Linked DNA regions of Homo sapiens: region 1 is linked to region 2. A link is an interaction called in ENCODE POLR2A ChIA-PET data of the cell type or tissue named here. Cell type or tissue: MCF 10A. All regions are shown on one strand. Each heading gives the region's core, and the rest is flanking DNA. Links, peaks and the distances in the headings are about the cores only.

Region 1 (5,384 bases), core at 273-5,272, 60 kb before region 2:
GAGTTATCTATGAACCGACAACTGAGAGAACCAGTGTCTACACACCCTTCCTTGCAGGTCACCACGTCAGGGGTGGGGCAAACAACTTAAGACTAATCACAAAGCAGGTTGTTTTCACCTAAGAAACCCCACCAGCAGCTTAGCAGCTTAGTCTGCACCTTCCTTCCCAAACCAGTGCTCCTCCCTGCATTTGGCAGGCACCAGAGCACAAGGTGTCCAGGTCTGAAAACTTCTGGCAGTTCTGCTCCTTCCTCTCCCTATGGCCAAGAGCTCAGTAGCAGTAGCCTGCAGATTCTTCCTGTTCTTTCTCTCAAATCTGTACCTTCTCATCCACCCTTGCCACCATCATTCCAGGGTGGGCCTCCCTCATCTCCTGGCCCTCATTTTCTCCCAGCTTCACCCCATTCTCACATCACAGCTGCTCTCTCCTCCACAGCTGGCCGTGGTCCCTCCCTCTATGATTTCACTGTGTCTACCAACACAGTGATCAAAGGAGAAGGAGGCTGGGAAGAGCTGAGGGCTATAGGATGATCTCTGCTTAAAGACACAAGCGGCTCCAGAGACTGGTAAATTTTGAGAGAGAATCAGAAGCCAGAAAAAAAAAGCTTAGGTTTCATTGCAGAGTGGTCAATTTTTTAGCCTGGAATTCAAAAGCATCAATAATCTAGCCCTCATCCCTCACCCAATCCCTCTTTCTAGCCACTCTTGCTGTTCCTCCAGTGTGTCCTGTGCATACTCCCCTTGGCATCTTCCCTCGTGTTACTCCTCCCCCAGGACTACTCTTCTCTCAGCCCCTGTCCCATATGCTCAATCAAGCCTATCAAATCTGACCCAACCTACAAATCTCACTTCAAATCCTATGTCACCCATGAAGTTATTCTTAAGAGTCCAGCCAAGAGGGAGCCTGCTGTTCTGAAGTCCCCCGTGCAGCACTGCCCACACATGCTACCTCACCTCAGTGCTGGTTGTGAACACTTCTCATGTTCCTGCCCAGATTGTGGTTATGTTCCCAAGCAGCTGTCATCGCTGTGGTTCTACCAAGAGTAAGGCAGAGTCGGGTGGTGACAAGAGGGGAGGCTTTGAGACTAAGCTTATCTGGGTTCCAATAGGACTATATCAATGCCCTTAGGGAAGTTATGTAGCCTCTCTGAGCTTCCTTTCCACATCTGAAAACAGACTGGCTATCTATTTTACAGGGCTTTTGTTAGATTTACAGATAATATACATAAACCACAATAATTATTACTATAATCATAGCACTAATCGACCTAAAATATTTCTTGGAGTGATCATAAGAAACAAATAAGATAACATATGAGACAGAACTTCATAGAATATAAAATTATTGTGTTAATTTTTAACAAGAAGACTTGGAGTATGTTTGTGGGGGTTTTTTTGTTTTGTTTGTTTGTTTGTTTGTTTGTTTTTGGCAGAGTCTCGCTCTGTCTCCAGGCTGGAGTGCAGTGGTGCGATCTCGGCTCACTGCAACCTCCGCCTCCTGGGTTCAAGTGATTCTCCTGCCTCAGCCTCTCAAGTAACTGGGATTACAGGCATGCACCACCACACCAAGCTAATTTTGTATTTTTAGTAGACACAGGGTTTCACTATGTTGGTCAGGCTGGTCTTGAACTCCTGACCTCAGGTGATCTGCCTGCCTCGGCCTCCCAAAGTGCTGAGATTACAGGCATGAGCCGTGTCCAGCCCATTTGTGTTCTTCTATCAAATGGCCATATGTTGGTCATATGACCATACATTGGTCACATGATACAAGACCTCACAGATGCCCCACTAATTACCAGCCAGTACATCCTCCAACAGCTAAGCACTTTAGCTTTCAGAATATCTGTGCTCAAAGCTGTTAGAATGAATTCACTTAAAAGTCAACCAATAAAACTGGTGGAATCCTATGCTCAAACTGAGGTTTTGGTCCATATGGTACCAGACACTAGTTCAACTTAACAACCTATTTTCACCTATATATATATATATATATATATTTTTTTTTGGCGTCTTGTACACAGAGCATTACTTTTCTCACTGCTCAAGCCCAGAGAAATGCTGCCAAAAGCAAGAGAAAATGGGGTAGGATGTCAACCTAAATCACAGCCTCCATCTCAAGCCAACTAGGTAATCTTTCCAGCCCCATATTCAATCCTCTGGTTTCCAGCCAAGGATTTCCTGCCTGGGCCACTCAAGAGAAAGTAAACCCCACTGTCAAGCTATTCCCACTGTGGCCACCAGAGGGTCCCACAGCATTAGCTACAAAGCAAGAACACACCCTTTCCCAGTAAATTGTCCATTTTAAATATTTCCAGAAAGCCTTATGGCAGCCTCCCCAGCTTTCAGCCAATAGGACTGCCCAGAAACCCCAGAGCTAGCTGCTGCTAACATTGTTGAGGCGTCAGTTCATACCAAGCAGCCAGCATTTCACAAGGGGTTTGAGTCACTGGGGCCCCACAGAGTCCAATTTCTGTGGGTCTGAGCTCTCCCCAGCCACATTCCAGTATCATCAATGAACAAAGAGTATCTGTGGCTTCAGTAACTGTTTCCCTTTGACACAGCATCCAAATGTTTGCCTGGAACACCACTTGCTCTCAAGTTTTAATGAAGAGAGGAGAAATGCACCCTATCAGTCTGGCAGACCACAGTCCATGATAGGCAGGTCATGTCTTGCAGAGTTCTCCCCGAGTGCCAAACACTGGGATTCAGACAAGCTAGCATTCCGTTCTGCCTGATCACTTCACTGAAGGTGAAGAGTAAGTTGTCTTCTCCTTGGAAAAGGACATGTCCAAGATCACACAGCTAATGAGGGGCAGAGAAAACGTGATTTCCTCCCAAGCCTGTCTGAAACTCCAGAGTCTGCACTTACAACCACTATATTACATAATTGTTTTATTTTTTCCATTACCAACAAAAAGGGTTGACCAGATCCCTGTAGCTCAGCTGTACTCCCTCTCGGCCTCATCCCATGTCACACTTGCCTTGCTTCAGACACACTAGTGGTTTTTCAATTCCTCTAACAGACCCAGCTTCTCCTCATCTCTGGGCCTTTTCATGGGCTTTTTCCTCCCCTTAGGACACTTCCTCCCACCCCTCCTTTATTTGCAATCCTAGTTTCTCTTCCTCCTCTAAGGCTGGATTTAAGTATCCCCTTCTCAGAGAAGTCTTTCCTGATTTCCTACCTAAAATGGGTCCCTTCAATTCTCTCACTCAGACTCTTGATTTCCCATGATGGCACTCATTATAAACTTACCAAATTTTTGTATTAGTTTCATTTTCCCCTCTATTTCTATTTTATTTGCCTTCCTGAGGTAGGAGGTGGGACTTGATGCCAGAGGCGGAGCTCAGACACCAGATCAGATTGAGGACTAGCTAAAACAGGGCTTGGGCAAAAGCAGCTTTCAATCAGACATGCCCATTAGTGTGCCATGTCAATTTACCATTGCCATGGCAATATCTGGGCAGTTACTACCCCTTTCCATGGCAATGCCCCAATGACCCAAAATCTACTACCCCTTCCCTAGAAATTTCTGCATTAAACCACCCCTTAATCTGCATGCAATTAAAAGTGGGTTATATAAATACAACTGCAAAACTGCCCTGAGCTGCTGCTCTGTGCCTACTGGGTAGCCCTGCTCTGTAGGAGTACTCATGGAGCTATAACACTGCCTCTTCACTAAAGCTGTTTTCTTCTACCTCTGGCTTGCCCTTGAATTTCCTAGGCAAAGCCAAGAACCCAGTGGGCTAAGCTCCACTTTGGGGGTTGCCTGCATCATTTCCCACTATAATGTAAGGCCTGTGAGTGCAGAAATTTGTCTTAGTCATTGACATATCTCCAGGACCCATAACATGCCAGGAATTAGTAGGTACACAGTAAATATTTGATAGATTATAATTGTTAGAATTTGCAGCTCACCTGTAGGAGAAGACAGGTGGTTTTCGACCCCAATCTAACAGCTATCCTATTTTTAAAAACAAATTTAAAAAGCTACACTTCTTCAGCTTCTGCAGCTCCAAGAGATATGTTAGCACAGCAAGCACAGCCTTGGTGGAGTCCTCCCAGTACCCTAGACAGAAGTCTGCTGAAAGGCATTCACGAATCACACACACTAAAAACCCTGGGTGACAGAAGAGCCCTGTTTGGCTTCCTGACAACTGCCCCTCCACAGAGTGGGAGATCACACAGAGGAGGTGGGGATCTGCCTTCCAGAACCTGCTGCTTGCTGAGCTGGATGGCTTCAAGTTCATTAGATGGTTCAGTCTTTTCCATCATCCCAGAAGATAGGTGGAGACCCAGGTTCATAGTGGTGAAATGAATTGCCCAGAGCCATGCAGCTAATAATGCCCTTTTTCACATTCTTTAGCGGCTCTTATTACCTTAGGAAACTCCTTAGCAGAATATCTCAGGCACCCCAGGAAAGACACCTTCTCTCAAGACTCATCCCCATCCAAGACTCTAAAGGACGCTGCACTCTCCTCATGCAGAACAGCAGGTAGTTCCTGGCACAGACATAGTACCTCACAACTCCATCAGGCACATGCCTTTCCCTCCTGTCTGCCCCCACACAATGGGGCTTATTCCTACTTGTCCCTTAAAATCCACATAAATAAGTGAAAAAAGATAGGTCCTGATAGAAACATATCATAAGGAAACAAACATGAGGGCAGATATATTTATTCAAAAGTAGTCTCTGATATATAGTTAGCTTTGACAGTAAAAAATTAGAAACAACCGAAATGTTCAAAAAAATATGGGAAATGTTTAACAAATTATAGGATTTCCCTATTTAGGGGCTACTAATACAGCCATACCTGGGTTGGTTGGTTTGTCTTCCTTTTTGGATTGCCAGCAAAAAGTCTTGACCAGATCACTGTAAATCAGTGATTCTCAACTGAGGAGGCAGGAAGAAGTGCTAAGACTCCTTCCCAAGGTATTGCAATTGGTAGGTAAAGTTTATACAACTATGATTCATGCTGTTGACATGGTGTCTGGGCAGACAGAATGTTGAGCTGGGTTTTCACAGGTTTCCATGTGGTACAGGGCACAGCTTGATACACATCAAGAAACAATGACACTATGCATTTGCTAAGACCTGTGTGAACTTTGCTTCATAAGTATCTAAAAGAGTGACCAGGGCAGTAAGTAGTTCTGCTCAAACAATGACACTATGCTGAGGTGTCATCAGTATAATAGTGTAATTACTACACATGCAAATTAATCCTTTCAAATGTGCAGCCAAAAATACTAGCACTCAATACCAGCACTTTGTTAAGGTTATGCTGTAGCAAATAAACATTCAAATTCCAAGGTTCTTTCTCACCCACATAGCTAGTCCAATGAGGATGTTCCTGCTCAGCAAGTGATTTTCCTCCATACAGTGATT
Region 2 (5,384 bases), core at 327-5,326:
TTTTTCTAAGTATTTACAAGCAAAGGGACCTCACCAGAATTTTGGAGGCTTAACAGGGCTAAGTCAAGCATGATTACTTTTAAAAATAATTCTGGGCCAGGCACAGTGGTTCATGCCTGTAATCTCAGCACTTCGGGAGGCTGAGGTGGGAGGATCACATAAGACCAGGAGTTCAAGACCAGCCTGGCCAACATAGCAAAACCCCACCTCTATAAAAATTTAGAAAATAAAAATAAAAAAGAAATTCTGATCACAGTTCCAACCAAGCACCTGTATCATGTTCAAAACAGGGAGTCAGATGGACTTCAGCAAAACAAACCATAAAGCCACATTATTTGCAATAAATTCACTAGTGCAGGGATGAATGATTCTGTGGAATGAGACCTAATTCCTGTTGATTTAATTCACAACTCCCTTCAGAGAGAGGGGTATAGGCAGCCATCAACCTCCTCATTGTCCCTTGGAAATTTCTAAAAAGGAAGGACGTAGGGTAATAGTCTGGGAAGAGATGTGGCACTTGGGCACTTGTCTTGCCCCTCATTTGCAATGGCAAAAAAACCACTATTTTACTTGGAATGAATATTTATTGGGGAGTGGGGTGTCTTTGTGGGAGTAAGGGGCTGAAGTCCCCCAAATTGCTACTTGGTTCTTGCCACTTTGCTCATTCCCTACTAAATGACAGAGTGTTTAGTTAAATCAAATATTTACCTTAATTATGTTTTAAGATTATTTTGAGAATTTCAAACATTCCTATTCTTCCCTTCCCCAAATAAGATCAACGAGGCATCCTTGGAGTATTTTAAAATTAGACTTTTCTAGATGTATTAGAAAAAGGAAAAGACAAACCATAGAAACGTTGTTTGACCAGAGCCATCTTCCTGATTCAAGGACTTCCTTTTGAGTATGTAACTGAATGCCCTGATATGACAGGCATGAAAACACATTCTTGTTCACTAGCTTGAAACATTTCTGATGAATGGGCCTAAATGTTTCCGGTGAATGGCTAAGATTACTGATGCTCTACTTCAGTTACAGGAGTTCTTAGATGATGTGGTTAGTAATGCTCAGTATTGGGTTCTTGCTTTTCTATCTCCTCCACATGAGAAGGACTTGACCCCTGCTGGCTCTTATCATTGCTATGTGCAGTTATTGGGTAAGATGTTCTGTGTGCCAGGCACCAGTCAGTTCAAATGCCTTTGAGCTGCTGATCACAAGTACTTAAAGAGAGAATGCCCTTGGAGGTAATCCCTACCCAGTTCCTATCTATTGTGGCCATATAGGAAAGAGGGCAGAGGATTTTTAGACCTTCCCACAGTTTCAAGAGAAGCCAAAAATTCAGGTTGTTATAAGAAATCTCCTGAATTTAAGGTAGGCAAATTACTAAAATGTTTTTAAAGAACTACATGGGCCGGGCGCAGTGGCTTGCGCTTGTAATCCCAGCACTTTGGGAGGCCGAGGCGGGAGAATCACGAAGTTAGGAGTTTGAGACCAGCCTGGCCAACACAGTGAAACCCCATCTCTATTAAAAATACAAAAATTAGCCGGGTGTGGTGGCATGCACCTGAAGTCCCAGCTACTCAGGAGGCTAAGGCGGGAGAATCACTTGAAACCAGGAGGTGGAGGTTGCAGTGATCCGAGACTGCGCCATTGCACTCCAGCCTGGGCGACAGAGTGAGACTCTGTCTCAAAATAAATAAATAAGAACTGCATGGACGACCAAGCATGTAGAGACCCCTAATTCATAAACTCTAGCCACTGATGGCACCCCCTGCACATTTGCTTCAGACCTTTAAAGTTGGGTGACCTTGGAGCACACGTGATCTTTACTGCTTGTTCCATCCAATCACTTGCCTTGGGTACCCAATGTTCTTGTTGTTGTACACCCATCCTCTCATTTCATTCTCCACACCTACAACACTATGAGTTAGGAACTAGTGTTATCTGCCTTTACAGATAAGAAAACTGAGTCTTGAGGAGCTTAACTAATTTACGTAAAGTCACACAGAAAACACACAGCAGGGTTTTGTCCTGGGGGAGCCCTCTGTTCTGAGCAGGGAGTTCCCTATTTCCTCCAGCCCTAATGTCCTAGGATTCCACTGAGCCCGCCTCTCAGAGTAGGGAACTAAAACATCCAAGTTCAGTGTGGTCAGGTGTCTTCCACTCAAAATATGAAATTTATTTAATTATTCTCCTTTAATAAGGGACAGCAGTGTTGAAATTTTGCCCATAAATATCTAAAAATAGTAATTTTAAGAGCTATTAGAAGTGTTTTCATGCCATGGGTTCGAATTCCTAACTTGCAGAACTTGGCAAAAGAGTGCTATGAGTGGATGCCAAACACAAAGGAGGAGTGTGGGCAAAGGTATGACATAAGGACTATGGGATTTTTGTTGCCCTGTTACAGTAGTGAGAACTAGAGGCTGCAAAAAGAGGTGGAAAAATCTCTGTGGGCATTCACCAGAGCCAGTTTTTAAGGATTACTTAGAACAGTGTATAGTTACCAAGCAACTGTAACCAAGTTACTATATTAGTGGTGAAAATACAATACATACACTTACACAATCTTTCCAATGAATGGCTCCTGACTCATTTTCACCAGTCCTTACTGTCATCATTCACAGACCTGGAGCAGCTATGATATTGTCATTTCTTCCAGTGAGCCAGACAGGGGAAGAAATACTATGAGAGAGAGAGAGAGACTGTGTGTGCGTGTGTGTGTGTGTGTGTATGTGTGTGTGTGTGTGTGTGTTTAAGTGAGAAACAGGCAGGGCAGCTAGAAAGGGAGTCAAATGACCTTGAAAAAGACTGTGTGTGTATGTGTGCGTGTGTGTGTGTGAGAGAGAGAGAGAGAGAGAGAGACAGGCAGGGCAGCTAGAAAGGGAGTCAAATGACCTTGACCGATTTCCCCAGCAACAGGCTTAGTCAGATTCACTTAGGATACACTAATAAATTTTATTTAAATCACTGTATTTTTGGGGAACTGATTCAGGACTGCCCAGCTTCTACCATAACAGAGTGGGGTGCAATGGTTACTTACACAGGCTCTGGCACCAAACTGCCTAGGTTTGAATTCTGATTTCTTTACTTACTAGCTTTGATTTCATGGATGAGTTACTTAACCTCAATGAGTTTTAATTCCCCCATCAGTAAATTGGGAATAATAATAGACTCTAGACTATAGGGTTTTTGTGAGGATTAAATGAGTTAAAACAGACAAAATGTTTAGAAGAGCATATAACACATAACTAGTGGTCAACAAATGTCAACTTTATTATTGTCATCTCTCCTAATGAAAATCCCAGGTAACTCAAAAATGCTGACCCACTGACCAATGATTCTCAACCGGGATGATTTCACTTCTAGAATGAGTCTTAATTTTTTTTGGTTGTCACAATGACTGGCAGGCACTGCCAGCATTTTCTGGGTAGTGTTAGGGTTACATATTAGATGTTCTGCAATCCATGGGTCAGGGCAATGGTAAACTGCCCCCATGTCCTACACAACTTTATAAATCCTCTCAGTCTTTATGTAAGTAAAAACACTGTTTATGATTATCTGAACCTGGAGCCTAATTTCATTTTACATATAAACACAAAGCATTTTTGTACAGCATAAATATTACCAAATTTTCCAGGAATGCAACTGTCATGTAAATCAAGTAAAACTAAACTTCATGTTGTTTGGAATGTTCCCAAGAGTTGTTCACATTTTGTAAAATTAGATAACTAACAACAAATCTGATTTGCCAGCATAATTAATCTGTATCATCCAGTACCTGTAGTTATTGCAATCACAGTGATTCTGTGTGTACTTGCAAGAGTCTTATTCCATCATTATGTCTTCTAAGTAGCTATGTTTGAGAAATTACATATTGGAATTAACAGCATTTTTTTTTTAGGTTATAATAGCCATATTCTTTATTACTTTATTGAGATATAATTTACATGCCATAAAGTTTACCCTTAAAATATACAAGTCAGTGGTTTTAATAATATTCACAAAGTGGTACAATCATCATCACTTTCTTGAAATTAACAGCATTTTATCATAAATTACTTCCCTTTTATTTCTCATTTACATGACCATTTGGTTTTTTAAGTTAGGCAAGTATATGCTACATTATCTGTGAACTTCATTTCAGGAGAGCAAAGGGAGCATTACAAAATGTTTGCTACAAAAAGAGGATGTTGGACCATTATGATGGAAGGACATACTTACAGAGCCCACGTTGTAAAGGGAATTCAAGGCTGGGAGCAGCAGCTCAGCCTGTAATCCCAGTACTTTGGGAGGCTGAGATGGGAGAACTGCTTGAGCTCAGAAGTTCAAAACCAGCCTGAGCAAAATAGTGAGTCTTCATCTCTACTAAAAATAAAAAAAATTAGCCAGGCATGGTGGCACAGGCCTGTAGTCCCAACTACTCAAGAGGCTGAGGCAAGAGGATCACTTGAGCCTGAGGAAGTCAAGTTTGCAGTAAGCTATTACTGTGCCACTGCACTTCAGCCTGGGTGATACAGCAAGACTCCATCTCAAATAAATAAATAAATAAATAGGACATTCATTAATTGCCAGATTGTACAAACAGGTAAATTCCTTTTTTTGAGACAGAGTCTTGCTCTGTGGCCCAGGCTGAAGCGCAGTGGCACAGTCACAGCTCACTGCAGCTTCAACCTTCCAGGCTCATGTGATCTTCCTACCTCAGGCCCCTGAGTAGCTGAGACTACAGGCACATGCCACTACACCCAGCTAATTTTTGTATTTTTTGTTGAGTCATGTTTCACCATGTTGCTCAGGTTGGTCTCAAACTCCTGGGCTCAAGTGACCCACCAACCTTGACCTCCCAAAGTGTTGAGATTGCAGCCGTAAGCAACTGGGCCTGGCCAGCTAAATTCTTTAACTAGTAAAATGATGTTAAAAATGTCAACTATGTTAGTACTCGATGAGGAAGGCAGAATAATGCCCCCTGCCCTGCAAAGATGTCCATGTCCTAATCCCCAGAACCTATGAGTATATGAGGGTACATGGCAAAAGGGAGCTAAGGTTACAGATAGAATTAAAGTTGCTAATCAAATGACCTTGCAATAGGAATTATCTAGGTGTGCCCAATGTAGTCACAAGAGTCCTTAGAAGTAGAAAGGAGAGGCAGAAGAGTGAGAGCCAGAGGAAGATGTGATTATGAAAGTATGGCACAGAGAGATGCAATGTTGCTGGTTTTGAAGATGGAAGGAGACACTAGCCAAGAAATGTGGGTGGTCTCTAAAAGCTAGAAAAGGTGAGGAAACAAGTTTTTCCATGGAGCCTCCAGAAAGGAACATAGTCCTGCTGACACCTTGATTTTAGTCCAGTGAAACCCAGTTTGGACTTCTAATCTACAGAACTGTAACATA

The links. ChIA-PET counts read pairs that join two places held together with the same protein. Peaks named below come from ENCODE experiments on the same cell type or tissue, not always from the same donor. Only the 100,000 strongest peaks of a DNase experiment are listed, where the experiment ranks them.
Region 1: POLR2A ChIA-PET joins it to region 2 with 15 read pairs; 18 of 35 experiments call an interaction of 5 or more read pairs at or near these places.

The regions. Positions count from the first base shown.
Region 1 is chr1:151,998,763-152,004,146 of GRCh38, reverse strand. No RefSeq gene overlaps it. Among named protein-coding and RNA genes, the nearest start is that of S100A10, 7.6 kb to the right of the region's middle. RefSeq lists a silencer at 4,880-5,174. In MCF 10A, for the core only: a CTCF peak has its summit at 2,251 (motif pointing right); DNase peaks (open chromatin) are centred at 2,306 and 4,996.
Region 2 is chr1:151,938,755-151,944,138 of GRCh38, reverse strand. All of the region lies in intron 1 of LOC124904421 (a long non-coding RNA gene), which reads left to right. Among named protein-coding and RNA genes, the nearest start is that of THEM4, 32 kb to the right of the region's middle. In MCF 10A, for the core only: no CTCF peak of the experiment used is centred there; a DNase peak (open chromatin) is centred at 2,588.